2 separate regions of the Homo sapiens genome follow, and region 1 is linked to region 2. The links are chromatin loops, found by intact Hi-C in ENCODE. Cell type or tissue: dorsolateral prefrontal cortex. All regions are shown on one strand. Each heading gives the region's core, and the rest is flanking DNA. Links, peaks and the distances in the headings are about the cores only.

What was found. Peaks named below come from ENCODE experiments on the same cell type or tissue, not always from the same donor. Only the 100,000 strongest peaks of a DNase experiment are listed, where the experiment ranks them.
Region 1: a loop joins it to region 2, with 2.1 times the contacts of the local background. A loop is called at or near these places in 3 of 110 quality-filtered maps.

Annotation. Positions count from the first base shown.
Region 1 is chr6:4,802,503-4,810,196 of GRCh38, reverse strand. All of the region lies in intron 1 of CDYL (chromodomain Y like), which reads right to left. Among named protein-coding and RNA genes, the nearest start is that of CDYL, 30 kb to the right of the region's middle. In dorsolateral prefrontal cortex, for the core only: CTCF peaks have their summits at 3,730 and 3,933 (motif pointing right); a DNase peak (open chromatin) is centred at 3,956; H3K4me3 peaks cover 430 bases.
Region 2 is chr6:4,340,979-4,348,672 of GRCh38, reverse strand. LOC101927888 (a long non-coding RNA gene) reads left to right here and starts at 1,511. Exons shown (of 4, transcript NR_187665.1): 1 at 1,511-1,663; 2 at 1,804-2,040; 3 at 2,867-2,950; 4 at 3,824-6,919. In dorsolateral prefrontal cortex, for the core only: no CTCF peak of the experiment used is centred there; no DNase peak of the experiment used is centred there.

The DNA of each region.
Region 1 (7,694 bases), core at 1,091-6,090, 460 kb before region 2:
CACACTTAGACAACTATGCATTATGTCATTATCCCGTAGGCAAGGGCGAGTCATAAAGGCAAAAATAAACACACACACATACACCAAGATCAAAGTCAAAAGCCAACGGGGAGAAAGTATGTCCAAGAAACATCACCAAGGACTAATATAATACCCCTACCATACAAAATATCACCAAGGACTAATATAATACCCCTACTATACAAAATATCACCAAGGACTAACATAATACCCCTACCATACAAAATATCGCCAAGGACTAATATAATACCCCTACCATACAAAGTATCGCCAAGGACTAATATAATACCCCTACCATACAAAGTATCGCCAAGGACTAATATAATACCCCTACCATACAAAGTATCGCCAAGGACTAATATAATACCCCTACCATACAAAGTATCGCCAAGGACTAATATAATACCCCTACCATACAAAGTATCGCCAAGGACTAATATAATACCCCTACCATACAAAGTATCGCCAAGGACTAATATAATACCCCTACCATACAAAATATCGCCAAGGACTAATATAATACCCCTACCATACAAAATATCACCAAGGACTAATATAATACCCCTACCATACAAAGGATCACCAAGGACTAATATAATACCCCTACTATACAAAATATCACCAAGGACTAATATAATACCCCTACCATACAAAGGATCACCAAGGACTAATATAATATCCCTATCATACAAAGTACTCTTAAAAACTGGCAATCCCACATCTAAGAAACTATCCTGAAGGCAGGCCTCCAACAGTATAAAACTACACATCCACAAGTTTATTCATTGCAACACCGTTTATAATTACAAACACCAGAAACATTCTAAATGCCATACATAGGAGAGTGGTTGAATAAACTATGGTACATCCACACGAAGGAGTGGCTATTTTTTAAAATGAAGATGATCTTTAAGAGCTGATGTGAGTGATTTCCAAGACATATTGATAAGTGAAAAAAGTCAAGTGCAGAAGAGTATCTTATACCATACTACCTGCTCTTTTTTTTAAGAAAGATAATGCAATAAAATACATATGTATCTGTTGATTTGCACAAAACATACATGAAAGACAAACTAGAAACTAAAGAGACTGGTCACCCACAGAGGGTGGGTAGAAAAGGAGTGGAGGGCGTACAGAATGGGAATGGGAAAGCTGGAACGAGGAGGCTTTTCTGAGTGTATACCCTGGTGCACAGCTCTCACGCTTGGAAGCCACATCAATATTTCACACATCCAAAACACACAATGACAATCAACCAGGATGTGTGTATGGGGAACAAAAAAATGGAATCCAAGCAGTAACAAATTAATCTAACTCAATTACAAATGAATAAAATAACCACATTGAAGGAGGTGAAAAGAAAAAGCAATCTTGGAAAACAGTATTTTGACTGGGACACCATAAAGCTAAAGACAAAAAGAGCCGTACACAAAATCTATATTCTTGGACTTTAAGAGTCAGCAAACCATGTCCATAAAGGGTCAGACAGTAAAGCTTTTCAGCTTTGGAGGCCATATGGTCTCTCTCGCAACCATGCGTGATATATAAACAAATAGGCGGGGCTGTGTTCCAATAAAACTTTATTTACAAAAACATCAAGCGGGCCAGATTGAACCCATGGGCTACAGTTCACTGGCATGTGTTCTAGTTAATAAAGCTGCTTCTCAGAGGGATTTGGGTTAGCAAATTTGAAACTACTTTGATGTTATACTAGAGTTGAGCAAATGAGTAAATGTATTACAGACAGCGGAGTATGGATTTCTCACTGCTGGAGAAAGGAGTTAACAATTAAGGAAAAGAAGAAGGTTAGAATGAATGCTATGGTGTTAAACTGGAAATGGAATTCATCAATAGGAACTCATTTTTAACTGCATATGCAGAGAGATCCATATATAGATGTGCAGGTTTGTGTGGGCTAAGATACAGGCATGCACTTCCAAGCTTTGTCCTCCTAGAGGTTCGAGAGGCAACGGCAACAAGCACGTGTTGCCCCGCATGTGCATTTCTAAATGCCGTTTGCCAATAAAATGAAACAGTGCTCCCTCAAGTGCCTGACTCCAGAGCTGGAGCAAAGAAAATTCAAGATGCACCCTGAGTGTCCTGTGGTAGCTGAAAATAAGAAATTGGGAAAACATGATGAAAGGACATAGGACCCAAACTGCAGGAGCTTCCAATGACCAAAGCTACGACAATCTGAGTAACAGAATAAGAATACTGGATTATAATACATAGAGTTAAAAAAAAATCTAAGTGCATAAAGACATAAATGAGCCCGGCGCGGTGGCTCATGCCTGTAATCCCAGCATTTTAGGAGGTGGAGGCAAGTGGATCGCTTGACCCCAAGGAGTTCAAGACCAGCACGGGCAACATAGCAAGACCCTATCTCTACAGAAAAAAATTAAAAATTAGTCAGGTGTGGTGGCACATGCCTGTAGTCCCAGCTACTCAGGAGGCTGAGGCAGGAGGATTGCCTGAGCCCAGGAGGTAGAGGCTGCAGTGAGCCACATTCACACCACTGCACTCCAGCCTGGATGACAGTGCAAGAGCCTATCTCCAAAAAAAAAAAAAAAAAAAAAAAAAAAAAGACATGAATGAATGATATACAGAGAAGGAATAGCTTCTCCTTGCAAAACAACTCCAATTAGCAAATGTGGAAGAAACAAAGGAACAGACAATCACCATTAGGTAAGCACCACAGAACTGCTGCAGGCCAATGGAATGAATGCTAAAGATGGGTAAAAGTTCAAGGAGAAATGCCCTATTTTCACAGTCTCAAAGTTATCGTCCCCAAGATATGTATTAATTACAAAGTGAAAAGTAGTTACTTTATGGTGGAAAAACTTGGCAGACATCCCCGTAACCAAGTGATTACAGTTAATATCACCAGTAATTAGACAACATCATATACCCCATCTATAAGCGACCCACTGAAATGTATGGGCTGAGCTGCAGTCCCCTAAAACTCCTATATTGAAGCCCTAACCATTATAACCTCAGAATGTGACCACATTTGAAGACAAGAGCCTTTAGTGGGGTGACTGAGTTAACATGAGATCTAGAGGGTGAGCCCTAATCTAACATGACTGGTGTCCTCATACGAAGAAATTTGGACACACACAGACACCGGTGCACGCACGCACAGAGGAAAGAGCGTGTGAGGACACGGCAGAGAGATGTCATCCACAAGCCTCTGAGGGAAGGAAGCCCTCGGGAGAATCCCATCCTGCCCGCACCTTGACCTTGGAATGCACCCTCAGAAACAGTGAGGAAACAAATGTCTGTTGCCTGAGCCACTTGGTTTGTGTATTTTATTACGGCTGCCCAAGGAGACTAACACAGAAGGACACAGTGTTGTGTCTATGGAATTCTGGCCAAAAATGTACTAACCTGACAGAAAACCAGAATTTAGGAACATTTTACAAAAGAACTTAAAGGCACTCTTTGAAAGTGTCCAGATCATCGAAGGAAAGACTGAGGAACCGTCGCAGAAGGAAGGAGCCTAAAGAGACAGGATCTGAATGCAATGCTGGGTCCTGGAACAGAAGAAAGGCATTCATGGGAAAACGTGCAGTGTGAATACAGCCTGCATAGCTCCTCCCAAAGACTTTCCCGGTTTTGGTAACTGTGCTACAATGTTACAGAAGATGTTAACACTCAGGAAGTTGGAGGAGTGGTATTTGAGAATGCTGTATCATTTTTACAACTTTGCTGCGAAACTCTAAAACTACTGCAAAATAAAAAGTTGAAACACTTTCTGTTTGACAGCCATGAAGATCCTCTGGTAGGGGGATGCCAGAATGAATTTCACATTTTGGAAAGATGGCTCTGGGAGCAGCGTGGAGGAGGTGTGAAGGTGCTGCTTCTCAGATGCAGACCTCGCCCTGCCCTGCTCTGAAATCCTGGGTGACGCTTGATGCCAGGCTTTGCCAACAGAGGGTGCTGGAGGGACTGCAAGCATTCCTTTTCTTCTCCAGCATGTGGTTTTCCAGGTGGCACAGCCGGTGGGTCGGCATGCAGGGCCCCTCCTGCTGACCTCAGAGGACTTTGTGGATGGCCACTCTGTCCAGCACTGGCAGGTCTTGCGTCCCTGCGGCATGTACACCCGCTCCCTGCGGTCGAATCTCAGCAGCAGGCAGGCTGCGCTGCTCTCAGCTCCTTCCTCATGCTCCTGCGCCAGCGGCTTGCTGCAGCTGCCCCTCTGTACACATCTCCTTTCAGCCCCTCTGGTGAGTTTTACATGTCCACTTGACTGCTGAAGGGATGCCCAGATGGGTAGCTAGTAAAACATTATTTCTGGGTTTGTCTGTGGGGGTGTTTCTGGAAGACACTGGCATTTGAATCAGTGAACTAAGGAAAGAAGAGCCGCCCTCTTAAGCCTCTTAGGCATCATCCAATCCACTTAGAGCCTGGAGAGAACAAAGAGGTAGACAGAGGAAGGGCAAATCCCCTTTCCCTCTTCATGAGCCAGGATCCATTTCTCTTGCCCTCACACGTCACTGCCCCTGGTTCCCGGGCCTTCAGTCTCCCACTGGGACTTTACGCCACTGGCTCCCCTGGCTCTCAGGACTTCGGGTTTGGGCTGGAACTCCACCACCACTTTCCGGGGCCTCCAGCTTGCAGAAAGCAGATCATGGGACTTCTAGGCCTCCATCATTGCATAAACAAATCCCTATAATAAATCTGGTTCTATATATCTCTCTCTAACCTATGGGTTCGTTTCTCTGGAGGATCCTAAACACCTCTCCAACAATTCTATGAAATTTCCGCCATTCGAATTACCAGTGTGGCTCTGAGCCCTGATGGTACCTTGCCTGATTCGAGTTCTAACATTTCTTTCTACTTTCAAGTTCTAACATTCTTTCTACCAAGCATATGCTTTTTTTTCCCCCAATGGGGAGCAGAATAGAGTTTCACTACTAAGTTACTTAGATTACATGAGTTCCCATGTTTGGTTCTAAAAGTTTCTAAAAGTAAAGCAAAACTTACTCTTAAGTTTAGAGTAAAAAGCTAATTCACTGACTGATGAGCATATACTAGTTTTTAGTGTTTTGAGATCAATGGTTTATATATTATTCCTATTCAAAAGCACCATCTAGTCTGTTTTCTGGGTTTTTGTTTTTTGGGGTTTTTTTGGTCTGATTTAGAAATCTGATTCAAACTAGCTAACACCGTTAACCATGCAGCTACTATGAACAATTTCTCCCTCTTTCTTCTCTTATTTAAAACAAGTGTAACCTGGAACACTCAGATAAAAGTATAGAAATGGGACAGATGCATGCGCTACATGGGCCAAGAGTTCTGTGACATTTTCCACGTTTGTGTTTTAAGTGATGGACTAAAAAAGCCTTCCAGTTATTAAGTCTAATTACTCTTCTTGAATGTTAATTTGCCATTAAAAGACATTTTTTCAAACAACCTAAAATTTCCACCACTGGTCATGAGTAGGAGAATGGACCCAGACGGACGTGCAGACAGTTCCTTTTAGCAGCGGTCTCTATGACAGTCAAGTTTGAAAAACAGTGCCAGGGTCTAGAAACCGCAGAGCGAGGGCCATTCTGTTATTTACAGCAGTGGGGCGAGAGTGATGAGCAAAATAAGCCTCCAAGGCCATCGTTTCCTACTGATGGGGAGGAAGAGCAGGGCCCTGGGCATCAGAGAACAAGCTCTCTCTGGCTCCCAGGCCACTGGCCTGGAGATGCGGTCGTAAGACAAAGGTCTTTATTTTGAGATCTGAACTGTACTTCTATTTCAACACTTAACCAAAGACTCATTCTCTTCAGCTCTAAAAGTGGTGACTAATGCCTGCCCTGCAGTGATGTGGGGAGCCTAGGAGCTAGGTTCTTAGGCAGCGCCCCGCACTTCAACATGACTGAATAATGGCCTTCTCTTGGTCTCAGGCCCACCATTCTCGTGGGTGAAACTGGAGGTTGGCTGACTGGGCGAGGCCACTGCTTAGGACCTTCCTCCTGTAAAACAGGGGGAGTGGCCTCAGCTCTCCCAGACCTCATAACACAAGTGTTACACTTTTCCTCTTACTTCTGTCCACACTGGTTAGTCTGTAAATAACTGACAGCCCAAGTTTCATAAAATTATGGACCTTGACTGGTTTCCTAAAGAGAGCAAACTCTTAAAACATGCACGGCAAACAAAGTATTTTAAAAATCAAAAAGACTTAGGAGAGCAAAAAAAAAAAAAAGCACGCTACGCCATGAGACACATAAGCTATTTTTAAAAAGAAAAGTTTTAAAAAATATAATTTACACCACCAATATAAGGACAAAGGTACCCCCAAAATTCCTCCTAGTACAAAAAACACACATACACACATAGAGTTGGATAAAATATCTTTTAACTACTTTTAAAAATACATCATTTACAAGCTAGAATGAAGAGAAGTCATCAGGAAAATAAAGATGAAAACTAAAAAAAAAAAAAAAAAAAATCAGGAAAGTGAGCCAAGTCTGAAGCCAGGAGATATCCCGAGGCCACGTGCTGATGCTGGACAGGGACACAGAGCCACAGTGACGGGGCTGTAAGGTCAGATTAGAGCCCACGCAGACAGGCAAGGTCAGGGGCTACACTCTCAAGTGAAAGGGCAACCAGGGAACAGAGCCCACACCTGTCTATCGTCTGTCAATCCTGTTACTGGAGAAAGTTGGTGAGAGAATCCTGAAAGAATTCTCATCCATGCCCCAGGCTTCAGAGCAGGATAAAATCTGCTTCACTTCAAGGCAGATGGAGGAGAATGGGGACAGCAGAGGAGGTGCAAAAATTGCCCAATCCCTCAAATCTTGAGATAATAGCCAAGAGAAAACTAAGTGACTGGAAAGGGATGATAAATGGGCAAAAGCTGCAGGACCAGGTGGATGAGGATCTGTGCAGAGGAAGCAGAGGATAGCAACAGGGTGTCTGATGGATGGGAGCAGAAGAACCCTGACACTGTCAACAGGCACCTCACAGGAAAACTCAGGGAGCCAGCTGAGAATAGCAGCCAAAACTAGAAGGGTCTTTGCACACTTCCATCTATAGGTGGATGCAAGTGATCACAGCCAGGTCCGAAGGGACTGCAGCAGTCTAAGGCTGAAGGGCTCTTGAAACTAGCCAGCCAAAGCCTCCTTCTACTAAGAAAAACTGCTGGGAACAGAACAGCAATGGAGCAGGAAAGGGATAGTGTGGGGTGGGGGACGCAATGGAAAGAGAAGGTCTAGCCCAGATGGATGGGGAAGGAGAGGAATGGGAGGACAGCCCTTGAGCTCAAAAGGTACCAGGCCACACTGTCAAGTACTTAGTGAGATGCCGGAAAAGAGAATCCTGTGGCCTCTGAAAACCTCTCCCGCCCACCCTCCCTGCACAAGTGCACACAACCTAATTTCAAATAAAAAGAAGAACAGAAAAAGGATGGTGGCTGACTCTCATACAAACTTATCTCAAGGGAAAAAAAAAGAACAAAATAAACTGAATAATGACCCTAAAAGCAATGAAAGCACAACAGAAAGACACGCTCATGAAACAGACAAGCTATACTCACCCTAGTATTTCAAAACTAAAAATATCAACTTTCTGTAATGGCAGGAAGGGTGAAGAGGTCACACAAACACTCACAGATAACATTTATAATAACTGTTTTTTGTTTTTTTGAGGTAGGGTCTCACTCTGTCACCCAGGCTGGAATA
Region 2 (7,694 bases), core at 1,520-6,519:
ACAGATCACTTCCTCCTCTGCTGAGATTTCTCACAGCACTTCATCTCTCTCTGCTCTCTGGTCAACCCCAGTATCAGTCATCACCACGAAATACATCACTCTGAAGTGAAAGTGTGCTGGGCCCTTCCTAATTGTGCAGAAATAGGCATAATGAGCTAGCCAGTTGTGCTGCCTTTTAAAAGAGAGAAAGAGAGAAATGAAAAAGAGTCAGAGTCACTTCAAGAAGAAATGAGCTATCTTTATAAAAGCAGGGGACAACTTCTAGAAATAACCTCCAGAGTGGAAATTTGATGACTGCCTTATTCAAAATACTTGCTGTAACTTAAAATACACTGTCAGGGTATTATAGAAAAGACACTTGTACTTTGCAGGAAAAAATAAGGCTTCACGAGTAGGAAAAATATTTTTAAATGATCTATTTTTCATAAAAATGTAGTGCTCATGATTTGTCACCGAGGCATGGGCGCTGGTTTCATCTAGCTGCTCTCATTTGCTCCGTGATACGCCTGTGCTTTCCAAGGACACCCAAGGGGCTGCACCCCTCCATAAGCAATGTTCAAAAGGAGCACGGGGCAAGTGCTCCCAGCGCCTCATGGCTACAGAGCCCTGGGCAGTGGCACCGGCCGCCTGAGACATGCCCCTGGGACATCTGGGTTTCCTCTGCCCATTTCTCCATGCTGTAAACAAAGAGTGGTCACTGGGTTGCCACCTACCCACAACCATGGCCATACATGCCACCCAGCAGTGGCATGAGTCAAGCCCTATCCCATTCCGTAGGGCAACAAAGCCTGCTAGAAAATCAGAGCCAGTGCTTATGGTTTTCTGCAAAACAGGTAAGATGGCAGGTGAGTTCCTCCAGCCTTTCAGCATCATGCTCACAGTCCCTTCTCTCCGCTCCAGATGACCCTAAGTGTCAGCCCAGCGATGGCGCACAAATCCAAGGATGTCACCCAATTCTACTGATGGCTGAAGTGGGTCTGCCCCCCGAAACAACTCTGGACAGTTTTCTGTCACTCCTGTGACCTCTCCTTTCTCCAGCTATCACCTGTTGGTGGTCCCTGATTCCAGACAATGAGTCAGGGACCCAGAGGGAGAGTCAGCGTAATCCCCGACCTCAAAGGAAAACCTAGACATGAGGGACAGAGACACAGGAGAAACAGCAAAAGAGACAGAGCCAGACAGAGAGACATGCAGGAGACTGCGAGATGGCAAGACAGAGAACCAGAGGAAGAAAGGTAGAAAGAGAGGTGAAGAGAGAAAGACAGGTAAAATAAGGAGAGGGAGGAAAGAGAGCAAATTGAAAAGGATTTTCTTTCTTTTTTCTCTCTGGTGGCTTGAAAGTTCTTTGAAATGATTCATTCTCTGTCCTCTTCAGACAGCAGCAATCAGCCCATGCTCATGTGCAACCTCGAGGAAGCCTTCCTGGCTCAGGGGAGGAATGTGCTCTTTGTCGCTCTCTGGCCATTGGCTGGCCCCTGAGGGCTCCAGGGCGCCCCTGATAACTACATTTAGACAGGCAGTCACAAGCCTGGGGACTGCAGGCACAGTGAGGAAGGTAGGGAAGGGTCTCTCCAAGACAGGCCCACCAGGAGCCCCCACTGGGAATAATGCAGCCCCTCTCAGGGGATGGAGTGTCTGGAATTCCATGGCTGAGGTGCAACAGGTGACTGAAGGTTTGAGGAGGCAACGCTGCCACTCACAGTCAGAAGCAGAGGGGATGAGATGGCCAGATGTGATTGGAATCAGACACAGTGAGGTTTGAATCCTCACTCTGTCCTTTTTGTTGTGTGGCCTGTGTGACAGGTCCCACAGCCTCTCCAGCCTCTGTGGGAAGAAGGATCATCTGATGCCTATGTAATAGAGTTGCTGAAGGAGTGGAAGCAGCTTTGACATTATCAGTGGAACCCACCAGTGCAGACTGCTTCACCAAGGGCACCTGAGGCAGCAGATCTGAGGATTAGGGACGTAGGGAGCTGAAGCCTGGCTGGAGAGGTGGTGCGCACAAGAACCCCCACATTCCCCGACAGGAGCCTGAAAAAGGTAAGTGGCAGCCAACATAGGTTTCACAGCCAAAAGTGGAGGATTTTATGCAGCAGGCCAGTTCTCTGAAAGCCCACTTGTGAAAGGATACGTTCTGGGGATACCCACTCCACCTACTTACAAAAAGCCTGTTTGAAGGGAGAGGCTTTCTGGCCATACTTGGTGAATTTATATATATTTGTCAGGCTGGGCACGGAGACACAAAAATTAGCCAGGCATGGTGGCACGCGCCTGTAGTCTCAGCTACTCAGGAGGCTGAGACAGGAGAATCGCTTGAACCCAGGAAGCAGAGGTTGCAGTGAGCAGAGATCGCTCTACTGCACCCCAGCCTGGGTGACAAAGCAAGACTCGTTCTCAAAAAATAATAATAAAATAAAATAATAAAATAAATATATTCGCCTTGTGCAATATTTCAATGCTTGGCAAGGGAAGTTTTTAATTTTTAACTAATTTCTTTCTAGTCCTTGGTAAAGCCATTTTCTGTCTTGCCTACATTTTAGCTTTTTAAAAACCCTTTCTCCAGTTTTACTGAATTGACTGATTTACCCCCCAAAAAAGTTTGTTTTAGTTTTTTATAAAATTTCTAGCAATAGATTGGGAATGGCAGAGGGAAGGGAAGACTAAGAGACAGAGGAGGAGTAGTCTGAGGGTCAAAGAGGGGCAGTTTGGTCACCAGCCTCCAGTGAGTTCTACCTTTGGGTCTCCCCTTCCTTGTGTCATCCTCTTCCATGCTGGATAGGAATGATTTGTGTAACCAAGAGGACAATGCAGAAATAACATAGCAGTTTCCCCCTTCCTCTCTCTTGGATCACTTACACTGGGATAGCAAGACGCCATGTTGGGAGGACACGGAAGCAGTTCTAGGGAGAGGAGCACATGGCAAGAAGCCAAGGCCTCCTGCCCACAGCCGGTGAGTAGCCATCTAGGGGGTAGATGTTCCAGCTCCAGTCTCAAATGACAAATCACCTTAATTGTGACCTTACAAGAGACTCCAAGCCAGAACCATCCAGCTAATCTGCCCCTGAACTCCTGACCCACAGAAATTATGGGAGATAATAAATACTTGTTGTTCTTTTAAGCCATTAAATTGGGGGATAATTGGTTCTGTAGGCAGACAGAGGAGGACTCTGAAAAGCAAAGGAGGATTTGAGGGACCCAGATCCCTGCAGTCCTGACTTCCCATGGCTCTCCTGGGCCCTGTCTACGCATCTGAATGAATTGCTATAAGCTTCATAAGCAGCTGAAAGGAATATATATTTTATAAGTTGGAAAATTTGATGAATTGGTCATTATGGAAATAGATCCTTAGATGAATTGACTTTCAGTGAATTAGTTTTCTGTGAGTAACCTAGAGCTGGAATATCTAGAGTGTTTTTATATTTTTGAATCATAGAGCCAGGGTTTTAGAAAGCATTTCACCTGAGAGATGTTAAGGTGAGGCTGATATAAATAAGTATCAAAGTAGTAGTAGCTGAGACAGAGGTTTGGGAGACATAATATCCTCTGTCCCCTCTCTCTCATTCTCATTACATTTATCTGGGTCATTGTAAGGCAAATGTAATAAACTCCCTATCCATGGATGACAATACTTATACTTTTTTATTTTTGGTAATCTGTGATTATGTTTGGGAATAAATTTGCCTCTACAGGATGATGATAAGAATGTAATTTGCAGATAGAATAAAAACAGAAATTGGATTCATAAATAATGTCTCCACAGATGCTTAAAAGATGAAAATTCTACTACTTTCACTAACATGTGGAAGCCTAGTTTCTTTTGCAGATACCCTGTGATTGCCAGCAAGTAAACCAGATGCAATTGTGGTTTCCGTGAAGCACAGCTGGAAAACTGCTGCCCCCACGGAGGAAGAGGAAGATGGGAAGATGGTGGTTACTGCACACCAGGCACCAGCCTCGGGGCTATGAGCTGTACAAACATTACCCATTTTATCCTCGTGACCATGTTCTGAGAAGGCTGTCAATGATCTCACTTTATACATGGGGAAATTCATGCAGACAGAGGCTGACTAAATTGCCATGGTCACTCAGCTAGTAGGAACTGGAGCTGTAACTTGAACCCGGGTCTTTTGTTTCTGTGGCTCCTGGTAGCACATGCCGGGCTTGAAGTGAGATCCGGAGGATGTTGGAAACAACGTGTTCCCCATCATGAAAGTCCTTATGATACCTTATGATGCAGAGTTGGCAGCCAGGAGCAGGGGCTTCCAGAAGCATGGCTGACCCTTGTTGGGATCTCGCTCCTGTGAGCCTTGGAACGTCTAGGGAGAAAGAGCAGCCAAATTTAGAGCTGCAGGAGCTTTGAGATGCAGCTCAGGCATCATCTCTGGGAAGTCTTTCCTGGAACCACAGCCTGGGCCCTGTACCTGATTCCCAGCCCCTGTGGCTCTTTTTGCATTTGCTGCCTCTTTTCACAATTCTGTCTCCTTATGTCTTCCACTCTACACGCAAGCCCCTTGAGGGCAGGACCATGACTCAGTCATCCTGTACCCTAGCACCCACCCTGGGTCTGCATCTGGAAGGAGCTCACTAAGTGATTATTGAGCCAAACTGAACTGTAGCAGGAGTGAGCAAAGCTAATTCATGGGTGCAGAATGGGAGCACAGAGCTGCCAGAATCCAGAGACAACTGTAACTGTCCCGGCACAGGGGGCTTCAGGCCGCGGTGAGAGCCACTGAAAGCAAGAGAGCCAGGTGGTGGCTCAGTTCACACTGAGTCCTGCTGAAGAAATAGGCACATCGTGTGTGTTAAAATCAGCACCCCATGCACCTGTAGGAAGAGACTGAGGCACCCTGGAGGCCCCTCCCAATAATTAAAAGGCCCTCTGGGGCCTGTGGGAGCCCTAGCTGATGAAATCACAAAGGCCTCAGCCTCTAAAGTGTTTCCAGTAAAATGCTACCAGGATTTTCCTCCCTTAAATCTGGATGAAAGGGCTGTCTGTGCTACAAAGTGCACACCTGGCGTTGATACGCAGTCTCTTGCTGCCTGTTAACTAACCCACCAGCCGACAAGTTCTGCCCACTGGCAGGAGCAAGGACTTATAAAAAATAGTGCCTCCCTCCCAAGGGCTTATGAGCTGGTTAAGTGCAGAGGACAAATAGAATGAAAGAAAAGGCAATCTCGGCATAGTATTTAGTTAATTCTTCTCTCTCTCTTGTTCCCTCTCTCTCCTTTCTCTCTTCCTCCCTCCTTTCTATGACTTGTCCTCTCCACACAACTCCTTTTCCGTTTTCCCTCCCCTGCCTCCCCACCTTCTTTCTTGACTTCCCATCTTGCTCCCTTTCTTCCTGCCTGCCCATCTGCTTTCCTTTCTTATCTCTGGTGCAAATTCTGCATATAGTCGCTCTCCTCATTTCATGACAGGCTGTCTTCATCAGTTTCTGAGTTCTTTTGTTATTTTATAAAATATTTTACATGCTGTCCTCAAAAAATCCCCTCCCCCAGAAAAGGCCCATTCAAAAGTACTTACTATACGTCCTTAGATAGGCAATGATCTCTGAAATATATATAGGCTTGCTCTATATGTGTTTTTGTAAGTGTACTTTTCTTTCATTAAATATGCAGATCTTAATTGTACAGTTTGAGGTGTTTTGACAAAGGTATATACCAGTAAAACCACCACCCCAACCAAGGTACCGAACACTTTCATCTCTCTGGAAAGTCCCCTTGTGCCACCTTCCAGTCAACTCTCACCCTCCAGAGGCACCCACTGTTCAGATTTCTACATGCATTTTGCCTGTTGCTGAACTGGAACCTCACAGCCTTTTACGTCTGGCTTCTTTCACTTAACATAATGTTTTTAAGTCATCCATGTAGTTCATTCTTTTTTTTGTTGCAGAGCAATATTCCATTGTGTGAATGGATGTACTTTATCCATCAACAGTTGATGAAGTTGGGTTGGTGGCACTTTTTGGCTATCGTGGGTAATGCTGCTCTGGATGTTTCTGCACAAGTCTTTATTGTGGACATGGGTTTCCATTTCTTCTGGGCAAATGCCCAGGAACAGAATTGCTGATTCATTAGGAAGTTATATGTTTAACTTCATAAGAAACTGGAAAACCGCACTCCACAGTGTTCATGCTATTGCACATTGCCCCCAGTGCCATGTGAATGTTTCATTCTTGGGGTCTAGAATATCTTACTGCAGTTTTAATTGGAAGTTCTCTGATGACTTTTGATAGAGTATCTTTTCATGTGCTTATTGGTTATTTATTTCTTCTTTAAAGAAGAGTCTAGATCCTTTTCCCATTTAAAATTGCATTGCTTCTATTTTTACTGTTGATTCTTAGAAGTTCTTTACATATTTTAGATTTATATACAGTAAATATTTTCTCCCAGTCCATGGCTTGCCTTTACCTTTTCTTAATGGTGTCTTTTGATTAACCAGACATTTTAAATTTTCATGAAGCCTATTGTATCGGGGGTTGTTTTTGTTTGTTCATTTATGGTTAGTACTCTTTTTGGTGCTAGCCAGGAAAACTTTGCCTACATTCTCCTAAGCTCATGAATATATTTTTCTATATTTGTTTCTAGGACATTTATAATTCAAACTTTTATGTTCTAGCCTATCACTCATGTATAGTTATGTATAGTATAAATAAGGATTGAAGTTCATTTTTCTTTCCATATACTTATCCAGTTATTCCAGCACCATTTGTTGAAAACACTTTCTTTCCCTCATTGAATTTCCTTGAAGCTTGTGCTCATAACTTATATAACGAGTATTGCGTTACAATTTCCATTATATTTCTTAATTTTTCACTTAACACAATGTTTATATGATCTATCCGCAATGCTGTATTCAGTCATTTGAATTCACTCATTCATTTTATCATTCAATAAATCTGCAGTGGTGAAGAAAACAGAACATGGCTTTATTCTCATGAAATTTATAATCTAGTGAGAGATATTGGCCAAAAAAATTATACACACACACCCAGGTAATGATAAGAGCTATAAAGAGAAATAAAGCAAGACAAACAGGAAGAGATTTAACGGGAGGTGCTATTTAAATCGGGCAATGGGTCAGGAAACCTTGCTCCTGGTCCTGACATTGGAGGAGAGAGCCATGGGCTCATTCAGCCTTGAGTTGAGCAATTGCTTCCAGAAGAGCTAAAAGGCCAGAGGGCCCAAAGGGTGGCAGATGAAGGGGTGAAGGGCAAGAAATGAGATCAAGGACCACATCATATACGACCCTAGAGGCCAAGGTAAGGACACTGGATTTTGTTTTAAGAATGCTGGGAATCCACTGGAGGGTTTTGAGTGGGAGAGTGATATGATATCATTTGTATACTTAAAGTATTTGGATACAAAGAAGAAGGGGGTGAGGAGAATGGACGTGGGAGGGCAAGTAAAGCAGGAATCGCCATGAGCAGGGAGATATGATGTGGCCTGGGCCAGGGTGAGAGTAGTGGATACATTCAGAAGTGGTCATATCCTGATAGACTTTGAAAGTAGAGCTGATGGATTAAATATGAAGTGGAGAGGGAAGATGAGGACTCAAGGGTAACAATAATAAAGTGTGGCACATTCAGGAAGGGACAGGTTTGAGGGAGGAATAGCAAGTGTGATTTTAAAGAGTTTGAGTTTGGGAGGCCTGCTAGTGATAGAAATGGAGATGTTAAAGAGGCTATTGTGTA